Linked DNA regions of Homo sapiens: region 2 is linked to region 1. Evidence: chromatin contacts called from ENCODE Hi-C or POLR2A ChIA-PET data. All regions are on one chromosome and are shown on one strand. Each heading gives the region's core, a stretch centred on a gene start or an enhancer-like site at or near the end of the contact. The rest is flanking DNA. Distances are from core to core; before and after follow the strand shown.

Region 1 (5,896 bases), core at 1,183-3,682:
TGTTTTTCCTGTGTCCAAGATCACACAACAGCATTTTGTTGCCAGGTCTGTTTATTTTCCTTCTCCAAGCATCTTACTGGAAGGCACATGATATTGGATATTGGATATTGGTTTATGCCAATATAGTGACGTAAAGTTTGATGACTTGATTAAAGTGGTGTCTGCTACTGTGGAGTTATTATTTTTCCTTTGTAACAAATAAGTAATTTGTGGCAGCATACTTTGCAACTGTATAATTATCCTATTTCTTATCAAACATGTACTCACCAGTTTTAGCATTCATTGATGATTTTCTCCCTTCGTCATTCCTTCTATATTTATTAGTTGGCATTCTACTGTAATGACGAGATTTCCGCCAGGCATAGCGGCTCACACCTGTAATTCTAGCACCTTGAGAGGCCAAGGCAAGAGGATCACTTGAGTTCAAGAGGTTGAGACCAGCCTGGGCAACATAGTGAGACCCTGTCTCTACAAATAATTTAAAACAAAAATTAGCCAAGCATGATGGTACATGCCTGTAGTCCCAGCTATTCGGGAGGCTAAGGTGGGAGGAACACTTGAGCCCAGGAGACCAATGCTGCAGTGAGCTATGATTGTGCCACTACACTCCAACCTGGGCAACAGAATGAGACCTTGTCTCAAAAAAAAAAAAAAAAAAGAAAATTTAAAAAGAGAGATTTCCCCTCCCATTTAAAAAAATGCATTTATTTATTTATATCTATATGGATTCTTATTTTATTCAACGGGATAAGGCCCATTACAAATATTATTTATTTTGATACTTAAATTGTTTCAGATTCGGCCAGTTAGGAGTCTCTCCAAACTGGCTTCTGAGTCCTTACAACATCCCATTTTTCTTGGAGCACTTCCTTACATTTTGGCACAAGATGTTTCAGGCTAATCCTCTCCAGCTTTTCCTGCTCCAGCTTTGGAATAAACCATTTCTCAAGGATCCCTGGTTCCTTTAGTGAAGCATGATATTTAGAAACCAAGACCTGGGTGCTTACATGCTCATTCCTATTGGTGTGTCGTTGCTTGTAGGCCCTGTCAGCAGACAGGATTAGGCAATAGATTATACACACACATATATACACACAGAAATAGCTATAGAGACATAGATGTATATTAGAAAATATGAATTCCTACTGATTAACTCCAGTTCCAATGTAATAAACTTTCCATATTTGTAACTTCTTTCCCCAACAGTGAAAAATCTGGTTCCCCTTAGACTTAAGCTCAAGAATACACAGAATGTAGTTTCAGAATTGCTAGTCCATAGCACTGCTAAAAGTAAACCTAACCAGAGTTCAATTTGCTAACCTTTTTTTTTTTTTTTTTTTTTTGAGACAAAGTCTCGCTCTTGTCGCCCAGGCTGGAGTGCAATGGTGTGATCTTGGCTCACCACAACCTCTGCCTCCTGGGTTCAAGCAATTCTCCTGCCTCAGCTTCCCGAGTAGCTGGGACTACAGGTGCCTGCCACCACGCCCTGCTAATTTTTTGTATTTTTAGTAGAGATGGGGTTTCACCATGTTGGCTAGGCTGGTCTCAAACTCCTGACCTCAGGTGATCCGCCTGCCTTGGCCTACCAAAGCTCTGGGACTACAGGCATGAGCCATCGTGCCTGGCCTGCTCACATTTTTAAAGGTAAAATTTATATATATAGAAATGCACAAGTCCTAAGTATACAATTCAACAATTTTTTATAAATAGATACACCCTTGTGACTTATAGTTTTTTTTTTTGTTTTTTTGTTTTGTTTTGTTTTGTTTTTTTTTGACACAAGGTCTCATTCTGTGCCCAGGCTGGGGTGTAGTGGTTGACCATGGCTCACTGCAGCCACCACCTTCCAAGTTCAAGTGATCCTCTCACCTCAGCCTCCAGAGTAGCGAGGACTACAGGAGCACACCACCATACCTGGCTAATTTTTGTAATTTTTGTAATTTTTGTAAAGGTGGGGTTTCACCATGTTGCCCAGACTGGTTTCAAACTCCTAGGCTTAAGCAATATACCTGCCTTGGCCTCTCAAAGTGCTGGGACTACAGACATGAGCCATCACACCTGGCCCATACTTCTTTCCTTTCTTCTGCTTCTGCTGCTTCTTCCACTTCTTCTTCTGCTTCTTCTTCTGTTTCTTTTTCTGCTTCTTCTGCTGCTGCTTCCTTCTTTCTTTCTTTCTTTTTTTTTTTTGGTAGAGATGGGTTCATGCTATGTTGCCCAGGCTGGTCTCGAACTTCTAGACTCAAGCAATCCTTCCTGCCTCAGCTTCCCAAAGTGCTGGGGTTACAGGCACTAGTCACCATGCCCTGCCTAAATCTTGCTTCTTTTTTTCCAATTTCTTGATGGTTACAGTCCTGTCTTCCAGTGACAGCCCGAGACAGGAGCTTGTGAGGTTTCCTCACGAGGGTTCCTTGTGAGCATGACTGAGATAGACAGGAACCATGTGTCTTGTGGGTGATTAGTAAATGTGAAACTACTCAGCCAACCCAGAAGATGTGGCACATGGCCAGAGTTGGGAGGACAAAGAGAGAAGGTAGGTGGGCTCCTACACACACTGAAACGCTTATTAATGACTCTCAGTAGTGCAAAGGCAAGACTTCTGGTGCAGGGTAGAAACTATGGTTCCTTAGAACCAGGAAGTTACACCCAGGTTAATATTTCGATAACAGTGGGGTTGTAATAGCTTATTTTCCAGGCTCCCTAATGAAAAGGGTCAGTGTGATTCAATCATGAGAGCTTCTGAAAAGGCTCTTTGACATGAAGGCATTTAGCTCTGCTCTTCATGTTGGCCCTTGACTATGTTAACAGTTTAATAAGCAGTTGCTTGTTCTGTCTGTGGCTTTGGTGTGCTTGAATTCCTCCCAACAAGGCTAAAAGCTCCTTGAGGGAGGTGACAGTATCATGCATTTTTCTGTTTTCCTACCTTGTCAGGTGACCAGGAAATGTCTAGTAGATACTTCTGAATTGAATCGAGTCTTCTTAGTCACCTTGACAAGTTCTTGTTTCTATTGTATCTGACTTCCTAGTGAGTAGGCACTCACACTGGCTGAATACATCATAAACCAATTCCACTAAATTGTTGCTAATCAAATTGTTAGTCCTTTCAGGAATCTGTGTTTTAGCAGATGACAATAATGAATGAGCGATGCTTATTAATCCAAATAGAATTGACCCAATAGTGGAATTACAGGCAATAGGGAGCTGGGGGGAGAAGGACTTTGATGAGCAGGGGGCTCCTTGCTGCCTCACCAGTAGTGCCACATCACCTGTGTCACTCTTCCCTGAGGTCACAGAATGTTGGGCCATAAAGGGATCATTATCTTTTTCTGATGGACCTCTTTTGCTCTCCTGACTCTTCTCTTTCCTATTCAATTTTAGTTTGTTTCCTTTGGTCCAACAGCAAATTGGCTGTAGCACCTTCTTCTAAAGAGCCCTGTAGACACCAGCATCTCTTGCCAGGATCTCCTAGTGCAAACCCTCTAAGCTTTCTGCTTTTATCCCCTCTAGCAAGACTGTGCAGATACTAGCGGGCAGGCAACCAGGGCCTCTGTAGGGCTGGGATCCCCTCCACAACAGGCCAGATTCATTCCGGAATTTGGTTCCAACTCTGTAGATCCTAGATTTCCTCAGCTGCTCAGTGGTGCGGGTTCTGCCTCTGCCTGCCTTCCTCTGCTGCCCTGACCCTGGTCGAGCCCTCACTGACTTTTACCTAGATTATTTTAACACCTACTTCCTAATGAGTCTACCTGCCGCTGGCTGTGGTAAGATGTATAACTATTCGGGCCGTGATCCCAAATTTACGATTAGCCTCCTACTGGGGCCACCACTGGCCCCACTACTCCTTGAGAGGTATGTGCAGGTGACAAGTCTAGGGAAAGAGACCATTTAATACCCCACTTAGAACTCCACCCAAACAATCTAGACTGGGCCACAGCTGAACTTGTGGGGGAGGTTCTTATTTGGATCCAAGGCTAATGGTTGTCTCGCAATCTTGGCTTCAATTAGAATCATCTGGGGAACTTTAAAAACTACCAACATTTCATGATGAAATTTTGCTGTGTTAAAACAAATTTTTAAAAAACAAATAGGGCTGGGTGCGGTGGCTCACGCCTGTAATCCCAGCACTTTAGGAGGCCGAGGCAGGCAGATTACTTGAGGTCAGGAGTTCGAGACCAGCTGGCCAACATGGTGAAACCCCACCTCTACTAAAAATACAAAATAAATTAGCCTGGCATGGTGGTGGGCACCTGTAATCCCGGCTACTCTGGAGGCTGAGGCATGAGAATTGCTTGAACCTGGGAGGCGGAGGTTGCAATGTGCTGAGATCATGCCATTGCACTCCAGCCTGGGCAACAGAGTGAGACTCCATCTCAAAAACATAAAATAAAAAATAAATAAATAAATAATAAATACGAATGACCAGCCCCTACTCCCTGAGTTTTGGCTTAATTAGATTATTAGACTGGGATGAAGTCTAAGCATGCTTATTCTTTTTTTTTTTTGGAGACAGAATCTCGTTCTGTCGCCCAAGCTGGAGTGCAGTGGCTCAATCTCGGCTTGCTGCAACCTCTGCCTCCTGGTTTCAAGCAATTCTCCTGCCTCTGCCTCCTGAGTAGCTGGGACTACAGGCACAAGCCACCATGCCCAGCTAATTTTTGTATTTTTAGTAGAGACAGGATTTCACTGTGTTGGCCAGGCTGATTTCAAACTCCTGACTTGGTGATCCACCCACCTCAGCCTCCCGAAGTGCTGGGATTACAGGTGTGAGCCACCGCGCCCAGCCTATTCTTTCCTTTGAAATGAACTTTCATAAAAGCACAAAAGCACTTAAGTCCAAAAAAGAAAGGTTACCAGTTCATTATCAGTATATTTTACATATTATTACAAATTTCCATTACAGTTTTAATTGCTGCAAAATGTCCAATGTAGTAAGCACCTGCCATTTGTTGAAGGTTTAATTTGTTTCCAATTTTTAGCAATTATAAAAGGAATCATAATGAGAGCAACTGTCACATATATTTTCTTTAAAAAATATTTCCTTAGGAAAAATTCCCAGAAGTTTTATTGCTGAACAAAATGGTATGAAAATATTTTTGGCTGGGCAAGGGGGCTCATGCCTATAATCCCAGCACTTTGGGAGGTTGAGGTGGAAGGATCGCTTGAGGCCAGGAGTTCAAGACCAGCCTGGCCCAACATGGTGAAACCCCATCCCTACAAAAAAAAAAAAAAAATTAGCAGGGCATCATGGCACGTGACTGCAGTCCTGGCTACTCAGGAGGCTGAGTTAGGAGGGTCGCTTGACCCTGGGAGGTCGAGGCTGCAGTGAGCCGTGATCATGACACTGTACTTCAGCCCAAGTGACAGAGCTAGACCCTATCTCAAAAATAAAAATTAAAAAACATTTTAGACTTTGGTATTGTCAAATTGCTTTTCAAAGGGTTCTTAACCAATTTACACTCATTCCAGAATAAAAGAAACGTTCGATTTATCCAGCATTGGATATTTGCTAAAATAACAAAACATTTATTCTATACTTCAGTGTATATGTCTATACACTAAGCAGCATAAATGACATCTCGGTTAACAATGAACTACATATATGATGGTTGCCCCATAAGATTATAATGGAGCTGAAAAATTCCTATTGACTAGTGTCGTCATAGTTATTGTAATGTAGTAGCATGACGCATTACCTTTTCTATGTTTAGATGTGTTTAGATACACAAATACCATTGTGTTAGGATAGCCTACAGTGTTCAGTACAGTAACATGCCGTATAGGTTTATAGCTTAGGAGCAAGAATAGGCTTTATAGTGTATCCTAGCTGTGTAGTAGGCTATATCATCTAAGTTTGTGTAAATAAACTCTGTGATGTTCATCTAATGACAAAATCACCTAA
Region 2 (5,896 bases), core at 1,105-3,604, 110 kb before region 1:
CACAATTATTCAGATAGGAACTTAGGGTCAGGCTAATTTACTTAAAGATTTTTCTTCCTTCTCTTCCCTTTCCCTGAGCCTCCTCTGGGTACTCCTTACACTGGGCCACCATGAACTGCTTCTGCTTGTGCAACTTGCCATATAACTAGGGTCACCAGATAAAATACAGGATGCCCAGTAACATGTGAATTTCAGGTAAACAATGATTTGTTTTTTATTATAAGTATGTCTCAGATATTGCATGAGGATATGCTTATACTAGAAACTTGTTCTTTATCTGAAGTTAACATTCAACTCACAACCCTGAATATTTATTAACTGTAGTTCTGTATTTTTATTTGCTAAATCTGGCAACCTTACACATAATTCTAAGGGCCTATGACAATTTTTAGTTGGCTAAAGGGTAATACCACGGACTTTCCAGACTACAAAATACCTGACTGTTGGAATTTTACTTTTAGATCTGCCTCTTTTATACTTAAAGAGCAATTATAAAGTAAGACCCCGTGTAACCACCACTCAAGTTAAGAAATATGTATATTTTTATTTTATTTTATTTTTATTTTTTTTTTTTTGAGACAGAGTCTCACTCTGTCACCCAGGCTGGAGTGCAGTGGCATGATCTCGGCTCACTGCAACCTCCGCCTCCTCAGTTCAAGCGATTCTTCTGCCTCAGCCTCCCAAGTAGCTGGGACTACAGGCATGTACTACCATGCCCAGCTAATTTTTGTATATTTAGTAGAGACGGGGTTTCACCATATTGGCCAGGCTGTTCTCGAACTCCTGACCTTGTGATCCACCTGCCTTGGCCTCCCAAAGTACTGGGATTACAGGCATGAGCCACCGCGCCAGGCCAGAAATATAGCAATAGAAGGACTATGCGAGTACCTTAGAAGCCATCTGTGTTCCTCTCCTCGGATGGCATCATTCTCCTTCCCCTTAAGGGGTAACCACTATCCTGACTTTTATGATAATCATTCTGTCTGGTGTTTCTTTAGGCTTGCCACCTATATATGCATCCATAAACAATATAGTTCATTTTGACTATTTTTGAACTTTATACAAAAGTTTCTATGTAAGTGATCTTTGTGACTTGTTTCTTTCACCCAACACTGTGTTTATAAAACGTGTCCTTTTTTTTTGAGACGTGGTTTCACTCTGTTGCGCAGGCTGGAGTACTGCAGTATGATTACCGCTTACTGCAGCCTCAACCTCCCAGGCTCAAGTGATCCTACTATCTCAACCTGCAGAGTAGCTGGAACCACAGGCACATGCCACCACACCTGGCTAATTTTTTTTTTTTTTTTTAGAGACAGGGTCTCACTAGGTTGCCCAGGGTGGTCTTAAACTCCTGGGCTCAAGCAATCCTCCCACCTCAGCCACCCAAAGTGTTGGGATTACATGCATGGGCTACCGTGCCTGGCAGTTTATCCATGTCAATGCATGCAGCTGTGGTTCTTTAATTCTTCTTTTGTATAAAAATGTTCCAATATGTGATTGTGCCCATAATTTATTCATCCATTGTACTGTTATGCGCTGATGGTACAGTTTTAACTTAAACTGACAATTTTTTAATGTTTTAAATGTATAGAAATGAGCCCAAATAACTATATCATGTGTAAAATGGGAATAATAAAAGAAAAAATAAAATAATAAAATAACTATCATAAAATAGTTTCATACTATGCAGGAAAATTGCTAATATTTAGTACTCTCTAAAATCTGTTGTTATTGTTTTCATTAATAGGGAAAAATTTAAGATGGCTTATATAAAATGGTTCTCATTTATAGTCATTTAATTTTTTTTTTTTTTTTTTTTTTTTTTTTTGAGACAGAGTCTTGCTCTGTCGCCCAGGCTGGACTGCAATGGCATGATCTCGGCTCACTGCAACCTCTGCCTCCCGGGTTCAAGCGATCCTAGTGCCTCAGCCTACTGACTAGCTGGGATTACAGGCACGCGCCACCACGTCCGGCTAATTTTTGTATTTTTAGTGGAGACGGGGTTTCACCATGTTGGCCAGGCTGGTCTCAAACTCCTGACTCAAGTGATCCGCCCGCTTCGGCCTCCCAAAGTGCTGGGATTGCAGGAGTGAACCACTGTGCCCAGCCTAAATTTTTTTATTGTTGTGCAACATACAAATAATAAAATGAACAAATAAAAATACAGCTTTATGAATTTTTACATATACACCTATGTAATCACCACCCAGATAAAAATGTAGAACATTTCCAGCACCCTCTTAAGATGACTGTCTTACGACGCTTTATTTCCTGTTGCTACCTACTAGAAAGCTGACTGCCTACATTTTTGAACACATGTCTAATACTGGGCCGCATGATGTTGGTTTCTGGGCTTTTGGGTGCCACCATATGGTAAGCCTGCTGTACTGCAATTGATTTCCAAAATAAAAAGTAATAATACAGATTCTGATGTGGTTAACAATGAAAACAGAGGACCTAATATTTCTACTAAAAAAGAAAAAGACTTATCTTCCAAAAGGATAATTTAAGATCATGTACATAATGACATTACATGTTTACAGTTAAATTGATTCTATAATTTTCTACTTGTATATTTAGCATATAAAGAAAAAAATGATTGCAGCCTGGCATTGACATGAGAATACTGATAGAGGCAGGAGGCAGAGAACTCTCCTAGGCAGATAGGGGAGGGTCCCTGGAGAACCCCCGACCCGCCAAGCTCATTGTGCACAGAAGGCTTGCCCAAACATGCCCGCAATGAAAAATTCCGTCCCTTAACACATGCGCAGTAAGGAAATAAATCAATGTGGAGTGGCTCAGACTAAGGACCCGCACGCGCACTGGAAAGATGGGGTGGAGCCAACCAAGAATTGATGCCCTATGCAAATAGGGAACCCAGCCCCATCAGCGGATATAGAAGCCCTTGTGTTCAACTATGAAGGAAGACAACCAGCAACCTGCTTTCAGGACCGCTCTTTTTGCTGAGATCATTCCTTTTCGCTTAATAAATTCTATTCCACTCACTCTTTGATGTTCCCGTGCCTAATTTTTCCTGGTCATGAGACAATAACTCGGATCTAGCTGAGCTAAGGAGTAAAAAATCCTACATCAATATGAATTTTATTTAAACACAGGATTTTTGTAAAAGTCATGGTGTTCAAGCCCAGCAGGCCAACTTTAATCTCTGAAATATGGCACAATCCAATGGTAATAAAGGCACAACATATTTCTTAAACATTGGAAAGGTCAATGTTGATTCTTTGTGTAAGACTTTCCCCAAAAAGATATTATTCGGATTCAGTCTTGAAAAAGAGTAAGTGTGTGTAAGGCAACAAGAGGGAGGAATGACTCTTCAAGTAGAATGAACATCATGAGAAAGGTATGGGGAATGGAAACTTGACTTGTCCATAAGCAGACAGAAAGAAGCTCAATGTGGTTAGAACATGGCCAACAGGAGAGTAACTACTAGGAAATAAAGCTTCAGAGGAAGATGGAGTCCAGATTACTACCGGCTTTCCATGAGCTGGAATTTGGGTATCACTCTGAAGGGCAGATAAAAGGGGTCCTTATCTGAAGGGCAGATAAGAAGGAGTTGGTCAAAAGCAATGGTGAAAACTGTTCTTGGTGTCTTTTTTAAAACGTGAAATCACTACTTTGTATCTGTTTAGAATAGACAGTATTGTTGTCTTTTGTAGCACTGGGTACCATCTGTCAGTGTTATTTTCCTTTCTGCTTTGTGAAGAGAATGGGGTAGTTAAATAGCTTCAGAAATCCAGGAGTATCTTATTATTCTGTTTTAGACACAGCTTCAGCACTGGGTTTGCATCTCCATTTATATGTCATGGTCTACTATACAACAGCCTATGTTAATTTTCCTTGCATTTTAGGTTGGCAGATATTTCAAGTATTATTAGCCACTAGCTGTAAAATGTCTTGAGGCTGGTAATGTATAGAAAGCATGAGAATAGGCCTGATGGGCTCGCTCATGCCTGTAGCCCCATCACTCTGGGAGGCCAAGGTAGGTGGATTGCCCGAGCTCAGGAGTTCAAGATCAGCCTGGGCAACATGGCAAAACCCCGAAAAAAATAAAAGGGAGAAAGAAAGGAAGAAAGGAGGAAAGAGAAAGAAAGAAAGAAAGAAAGAAAGAAAGAAAGAAAGAAAGAAAGAAAGAAAGAAAGAAAGAATAAAATTACATGCAACTAGTTTATTCAAATCTTTGAACTTACTGGTATATTTTCATTATAAACTGTATTCTGACTATAAATTACTGTAATTCCCTTTAGAATTATGGCAATCTATAACAGCTACATAACAATAACAATATATCTTAAATTGTACACTGGATTTTTTTTTTTTTTTTTTTGAGACGGAGTCTTGCTGTGTAGCCCAGGCTGGAGTACAGTGGCGCGATCTCAGCTCACTGCAAGCTCTGCCTCCTGGGTTCACACCATTCTCCTGCCTCAGCCTCCCGAGTAGCTGGGACTACAGGCGCCCGCCACCACGCCCACCTAATTTTTTGTATTTTTAGTACAGATGTGGTTTCACCATGTTAGTCAGGATGGTCTCGATCTCCTGATCTCGTGATCCACCCACCTCGGCCTCCCAAAGTGCTGGGATTACAGGCATGAGCCACCGCGCCTGGCTGTATGCTGAAATTTTTTAATGCTCATTGGGGATACATTATTCAAATACGTCTTTCCAGTATTTTACATTTTCAGGATAGGGAAAAAAGAGAACCCAAGCATTGATAGCTTAATGAATATATATATATATATATATATATATATATATTCATTATATATATATATATTCATTATATATATATTCATTATATATATATTCACTATATATATATTATATATATTCATTATATATATTCATTATATATATATTCATTATATATATATTCATTATATATATATTCATTATATATATTCATTATATATATATTCATTATATATATTCATTATATATATATTCATTATATATATTCATTATATATATATTCATTATATATATTCATTATATATATATTCATTATATATATATATTCATTATATATATATATATATTCATTATATATATATATACATATAAATAAATTTTTTTTTCTTTGAGATGGAGTTTCGCTCTTTTGCCCAGGCTGGAGTACAATGGTGCGATGTCAGCTCACTGCAATGTCCACCTCCCCAGTTTAAGCGATTCTTCTGCCTCAGCCTCCCAAGTAGCTGGGACTACAGGTGCATGCCACCACTCCTGGCCAATTTTTTGTATTTTTTTTTTTTTAGTAGAGACAGTGTTTCACCGTGTTAGCCAGGATGGTCTCAATCTCCTGACCTCATGATCCACCCTCTTTGGCCTCCCAAAGTGCTGAGATTACAGATGTGCGCCACCGTGCCCCGCCAGCTTAATGAATACTAAGGAAAATTATAAAAAGGAATAAATGATTTAGTGTGCACATATAATGCATGTTGAAGACCCAGAGAGGGAAGAAATAAATGGATGGGCCACTAAATTAAGTTTTATTCCTATAGATGCAGAGCTTATTATTAAGAATCTCTCATAGGAAAGGTTCTAGGTCAAGCTGCAGTAGACTGTACACACATGATTAATTCTATACCTCCCACGGAAACGTCAAGACAGTTTTTTGTTTGTTGATTTGTTTTGCTGTTTCTCCAAAATTTTATTTTAATTTAAATTACAGGATCAGCCAGATATTCTGGTAAGAAATTCACTTTTCCTCAGGAGAAAGAAAATGCTTTCATGGCATTGTTAACAAATGTATACATCTCCACTTTTTTAAGCGTTAAAAGTCACATTAAATAACCAAGACAATTTTTTTTAAAAGCACAGACACATAACAGTGGAAAACAATTAGAGTATCATCAATATATCAGAAATGTTGATAACTATG

Evidence for each region. Hi-C counts contacts between places; a loop is a spot of excess contacts on that map. ChIA-PET counts read pairs that join two places held with the same protein, here RNA polymerase II (POLR2A). Pooled maps may share reads with other maps.
Region 2: a loop to region 1 is called in a pooled map, with 2.0 times the contacts of the local background. The contact joins two enhancer-like sites. A Hi-C loop is called at or near these places in 1 of 37 single-sample maps with no recorded cell type and 8 of 50 pooled maps. POLR2A ChIA-PET finds 5 or more read pairs at or near these places in 5 of 52 experiments (GM12878, H1, HepG2 and 2 more).

Annotation. Positions count from the first base shown.
Region 1 is chr14:55,095,032-55,100,927 of GRCh38, reverse strand. All of the region lies in intron 1 of LOC124903318 (a long non-coding RNA gene), which reads left to right. Among named protein-coding and RNA genes, the nearest start is that of LGALS3, 31 kb to the left of the region's middle. RefSeq lists an enhancer at 2,125-2,224. Within about 2 kb of position 2,432, at least 18 of the 41 ENCODE cell types and tissues checked have a DNase peak (open chromatin) inside an H3K27ac peak, as active enhancers do.
Region 2 is chr14:55,209,714-55,215,609 of GRCh38, reverse strand. The region is part of intron 2 of LOC107984708 (a long non-coding RNA gene); the gene reads right to left. Among named protein-coding and RNA genes, the nearest start is that of DLGAP5, 21 kb to the right of the region's middle. Within about 2 kb of position 2,354, at least 2 of the 41 ENCODE cell types and tissues checked have a DNase peak (open chromatin) inside an H3K27ac peak, as active enhancers do.